Linked DNA regions of Homo sapiens: region 1 is linked to region 2. Evidence: read pairs that join two places in POLR2A ChIA-PET (ENCODE). Cell type or tissue: GM12878. All regions are shown on one strand. Links, peaks and the distances in the headings refer to the core of each region. The heading gives the core; the rest is flanking DNA. Region 1 has its middle 14 kb from the start of SYNC. Region 2 overlaps ZBTB8A (zinc finger and BTB domain containing 8A).

Evidence for each region. ChIA-PET counts read pairs that join two places held together with the same protein. Peaks named below come from ENCODE experiments on the same cell type or tissue, not always from the same donor. Only the 100,000 strongest peaks of a DNase experiment are listed, where the experiment ranks them.
Region 1: POLR2A ChIA-PET joins it to region 2 with 5 read pairs; 3 of 35 experiments call an interaction of 5 or more read pairs at or near these places.

What each region holds. Positions count from the first base shown.
Region 1 is chr1:32,715,418-32,718,228 of GRCh38, forward strand. No RefSeq gene overlaps it. Among named protein-coding and RNA genes, the nearest start is that of SYNC, 14 kb to the left of the region's middle. RefSeq lists an enhancer at 2,253-2,811. In GM12878, for the core only: no CTCF peak of the experiment used is centred there; a DNase peak (open chromatin) is centred at 1,452.
Region 2 is chr1:32,571,707-32,574,517 of GRCh38, forward strand. The region is part of intron 2 of ZBTB8A (zinc finger and BTB domain containing 8A); the gene reads left to right. Among named protein-coding and RNA genes, the nearest start is that of ZBTB8A, 34 kb to the left of the region's middle. RefSeq lists a silencer at 309-509. In GM12878, for the core only: no CTCF peak of the experiment used is centred there; no DNase peak of the experiment used is centred there.

The DNA of each region.
Region 1 (2,811 bases), core at 75-2,574, 140 kb after region 2:
ATAGGCATGTGCCACCATGTCCGGCTAATTTTTAGTAGAGACGGGGTTTTTCCATGTTGGTCAGGCTGGTCTCGAACTCCCGACCTCAGGTGATCCGCCTGCCTTGGCCTCCCAAAGTGCTGGGATTACAGGTGTGAGCCACCGCGCCCGGAAAGAGTTGTGTTTTTTACCAGCCTAGGAGCCCCTAGGAGAGGGCAATTTGCTCCCATCAGACTGGGAATCCCAGGCGAATGCTCTATCTCCCCAACTAGTTTGAGGACCTGGGCTCAGGAGTGTCTCCCTTACCAGCCCAGGAGCTCCTGGACCAGGCTGCTTCTACTTCAGGCTTTGGAGCCCTTGGGCCATGCTAGATATGTTCACTAACTAGCCTTGGAGCCGCAAGAACAGAATGGGCCTTCCTTGCTTCAGCCAGGTACTCCAGGAGCAGAGCTGAGCTGGATCTCCCCCAGCAGGCTGGTGGCTCCCACAGGCATGGCTGTGTCTCCCTGACCCCTCTCCACCTCTGCCACTGTCCACCGGCCTAACCCTTCTACCTTGATACAGCAGTTAGGGCTGGGCTGGGCTGGGCTGCCCGAGCTTTGGAAGCAGCAGCAAACCACACTGTGAGACAGGTCCTTTGGAATTCCCTAGGAGGTGGCAGGATCAGTGAGGCTGCAGTAGGGGTGACCTGGCCTGCCTCAGTATGTTGGGCAACTCATCCATATATCTAGTCACTCACCAAACCAGTCCAGAGTTCTTGGGCCTGGGCCTACAGCGCTCTATCTGTATTATGTAGTTAAATTGTCTCATCAATCCTGTGAGGTGGGTGTGATCACGCCTCATTTACAGATGAGGAAACTGAGGGTCAGAGAACAGCAGTGACTTGCCCTAAGTCACAGAGCTGGGAAAGAGCTGGCTGGTTGCCTACTGCATCTTCTACCCAGGTTCAGGAAATGTTTAGGGATAGATTCCACAGGTAGAGAGAGGTGTGTGGCGGGATGCCCAGGTTTCTGGCTTGGGTGGCTTTCAGGAGAGTGCTGACTCCTGAGACAGGGACTGCAAGAAGGTGGGAGTGCCTGTCAGGGAGCTGAGGAGCAGTGGGGAGGCGTAGGTTGCCAAGCAGCTAACCAGGGCAGGCAAGAGGTGGGTCTGGAACCCAGGCTTCCCCATTCCCAGCAGGAGCATCCCCTGCCTACTCCCCACCCAGCTCTTGGCACTGGAGTCCTGGGTTCAAGTCCCATTCTCCATTTGACCCCATCTGAAAAACATGGGCACAGACCCTGTGAGGTCAACACCTGGGATTCCTGCTCCTTTAAGCCTTTCCCAGTGGAGGGCGTGGCCCTGGCTGCAGGTGAGCGCTGTTGCCACATCAGCCGGGTAAGCCCTGCCCTGTCCCCTCCCCCAGCTCTGGAGAGAGGCCCTAGAGGCCCCAGAGGACGGTGGGAAGTGGGCGGGGAGAAAAGGCGGAGCCTGCTTGGCTGGAGAGAAGGGGACAGCCCTGGGCTGGGTGAAGGCACCTGAGTGTTGAGAACACCTGACTGTGCTAGCCTCTGTGTGTCTGTGAGGGTGTCTCTGAATGTTCCAGAGTGCACAGGAGTGTGTACAAAATAAACGTGCACTTTGACTGTGAGGATACAAGGTTGTATGCAAGACTGCCTGAATGTCTCAAATACCTCTTTTGTGTGCCTTTGTTTCTGTGTGGCTGTCCCTGGGTGTGCAGGAGTAAGTATGAATGTGTTTGTTTGTCTCCAGCGTGCCTTTGTGTGGCCAAGTGTGTGTGTGACCCTCTGAATAAGTCTCAGAATAAACCTGAGCTTTTGTGAGTCCACATTTAGAAGTGCCCCTCCAACTGGCCCCAGGCTGATGGAGGCATAAAGCCTGCCCCATCCTTTAGAAAAGCCCAGCCCCTGTGCCCCCTCTCCCTTCCTGGTGACTCACTGCCCCCCGCACCTGCCCCCAACCTCCAGAGCCTCCTGCCTTAAAGAGCAGTCCCTCTCTTGCCCAGCTTGTCCTCTCAACACTCAAAGGAAGGCTCAGTCCCCTCCTCTAGGTGGACTTCTGTGACCAGGGAAGGGGGGCCTTACATTATTTGCTAAGCATCTTCTATTGTACCCCCATTTGACAGATGACGACACACAGCCCAAAGCAGTGCAGTGACCTGCTGCAGGTGGGCACTTGTGTTTGATTCCATGACTTTTTTTTTTTTTTTTTGAGACAGGGTCATGCTCTGTCACCTAGGCTGGAGTGCATTGGTGTAGTGTTGGCTCATTGCAGCCTCAACCTCCTGGGATCAAGTGATCCTCCTGCCTCAGCCTCCCATGTAGCTGGGACCACATGTGTGCACCACCACACCCAGCTAATTTTATTTCTTTGTAGAGACAGGGTCTCACGTTGTTGTCTAGGCTGGTCTCAAGCTTCTGGGCTCAAGTGATCCTCCTGCCTCAGCCTCCCAAACTCCTGGGATTACAGGTGTGAGCCACAGCGCCCGGCAATTCCATGACTCTTAAAGCCCCTGGTGGAATCCCTGGCCATGTCCAGCCCCGTCAGTGTCCCCAACCCAGGGACTTTGAACCTGGGAAAGAGAAAGGAAACTGACATTTAGTGAGCCCCTCAGCCGCTCGCTTGGCCTTTCCCATGTTGTCATTTTATTCCCTTCAGGCTTGCTCAGAGAGGGAGGCAGCTTGCCTAGGGTCACATGGTCAGAAAGTAGCCAAGCTAGGATTTGAACCCAGGCCTTTCTGGCTCTGGAGCTCATGCTGTTAGGTGTAGGGGGAGGTTGGGGATGGGCTGGTCCAGGACTGACTGACCTCTAGTTGCAGAGAGAAAGGAGGA
Region 2 (2,811 bases), core at 131-2,630:
TGGTATTACAGGCGTCCGCCACCACGCCCAGCTAATTTTTTTGTACTTTTAGTACAGATAAGGTTTTGCTATGTTGGCCAGGTTGGTCTCGAACTCCTGACTTCAGGTGATCCACCCGCCTCGGCCTCCCAAAGTGCTGGAATTACAGGTGTGAACCACTGCGCCCGGCCACAAATATAATATTAGGTTGGGGGTTTTTTTTGTTTGTTTTTTTTGAGACGGAATCTCATTCTGTCACCTGGGCTAGAGTGCAGTGGAACAATCTTGGCTCACTACAACCTCTGCCTCCCAGGTTCAAGTGATTCTCCTGTCTCAGCCTCCTGAGTAGCTGGGACTACAGGTGCACACCACCACGCCCAGCTAATTTAGGATTTTTGTGTCCATGTTTACAAGGGATATTGGTCTGTAGTTTTATTTTCTTATAATGTCTTTGGTTTAGGTATCAGAGTAATACTGGCCTCATAAAATGAGTTGAAAGTTTTTCTCCTTGTCTATTTTATGAAAGTGTTTGCATAGATGAGTATTATGTCTTTCTTAAATGTTTGATAGAATTCAACACTGAAGCCATTTGGGTCTGGAGTTTTCTTTGTGGGCAGTTTTTAAGTTATATTTTAAATTGATTTAATATAATTTAAATTTTAAGTTTGATATATGGCTATTCAGATTTTTAATTTTTTTCTTGTATTAGGTTTTTTTTTTCTTTTTTTGAGACAGAGTCTCACTCTGTTACCCAGGCTGGAGTACAGTGGCGTGATCTCACCTTACTGCAACCTCCGCCTCCTGGGTTCAGGTGATTCTCATGTCTCAGCCTCCTGAGCAGCTAGGAATATAGGCACACACCACCACACCTGGCTAATTTTTGTATTTTTAGTAGAGATGGGGTTTCGCCATGTTGGCCAGGCTAGTCTCAAAACTCCTGACCTCGGGTAATCCACCCACCTTGGCCTCCCAAAGTGCTGGGATTACAGGCATGAACCACTATGCCCGGCCTCTTATACTAATTTTGATCACTTATATCACTCAGGAAATTCATCTATTTCATTTAATTTGTTGAATGTATTAGCATAGAGTTCATAATAGTTTCTTTTTATTCTTTCAATGTTTGTAAAATCTGTAGTGATGCTTCCCTCTTTCATTCCTAATACTGGTAATTTATGTCTTCTTTTTTTTTTTCTTGGTTGATCTAGCTAAAGGTTAATCAATCTTTATTGATAATGATTAATTTATTGATACTGATACAGATAACCAGCTTTTGGTTTCATTGATTTTTCTCTATCATTTCTTTGGTTTCTATTTTGTTCATTTCCTTCCTTCTACATACATTGGGTTTAATTTGATCTCCTTTTCTCTAGTTCTCTAGATTCTTTTTTTTTTTTTTTTTTGAGACTGGGTCTCCCTCTGTCACCCAGGCTGGAGTGCAGTGGCATGATCTCAGCTAACTGCAACCTCCCCCTCCCAGGTTCAAGTGATTCTCCTGCCTCAGCCTCCTGAGTAGCTGGGATTACAGGTGCGTGCCACCACACCCGGCTAATTTTTTTTTTTTTTTTTTAGTAGAGATGGGGTTTCAGCACGTTGGTCAGGCTGGTCTCGAACTCCTGACCTCGTGATCTGCCCGCCTCGGCCTCCCAAAGTGCTGTGATTACAGGCGTGAGCCACCGCGCCTGGCCCTTCTCTAGATTCTTAAGTTGAAACTTAACTCATTAATTTTTTCAGAACTTTCTTCTTCTTTTTTTTTTTTTTAATTGAGAAAGGTCTCACTCCCATCACCCAGGCTGATGTGTGGTGGCATGATCATGGCTCACTGCAGCCTCGACTTCCTGGGCTCGGGTGATTCTCCCACCTTAGATACCCAAATAGCTGGGACTACAGGCGTAAGCCACCACATTTGGCTAATTTTTTGTATTTTTTGTAGAGACAGGGTTTCACTATGTTGCCCAGGCTGGTCTCGAACTCCTGGGCTCAAGTGATCTGCCCATCTCAGCCTCCCAAAGTGCTGGGATTACAGGCAAAAGCCACCACACCCAGCTAAAACTTTTTTTTTTTTTTTTTTTTTTTAATATAAGAATTTAAAACTATACATTTTCCTGGCCGGGCGCAGTGGCTCATGCCTGTAATCCCAGCACTTTGGGAGGCCGAGACAGGCGGATCACCTGAGGTCGGGAGTTCGAGACTAACCTGACCAACATGGTGAAACCCCATCTCTACTAAAAATCCAAAAAATTAGCCGGGTGTGGCAGCGCGTGCCTGTAATCCCAGCTATTCGGGAGGCTGAGGCAGGAGAATCGCTTGAACCCGGGAGGCGGAGGTTGCAGTGAGCTGAGATCGCACCATTGCATTCCAGCCTGGGCAACAAGAGCGAAAACTCTGTCTCAAAAAATAAAAAATAATAAATAAAATAATAAATGAACTATACGTTTTCCTCTAAACTGCTTGAACTGCAAACAACACATTTTGATTTGTGTAGAGTATTCTATAAATGTCTATTTATTTAGAAGTTTAATGTTTAATTTCCAAGTATTTCAGGATTTTCATGTGCTATTGACTTCTAGTTTGATTGTATATGGTCAAAGAACATACTCTGTGTGATTTTAATCCTTTAAATATACTAAAAACTTAGGCCAGGTGCGGTGGCTTACGCCTGTAATCCCTGAGGCTGAGGCAGGAGGATAACTTGAGGCCAGGAGTTTGAGACCAGCCTGGGCAATGTAGGCAGACCCCTGACTCTACAAAAAACTTAAAAATTAGCCAGGTGTGGTGGCATGCACCTGTGGTCCTAGTTACTTGGGAAGATGAGGCTGGAGGATTGCATGA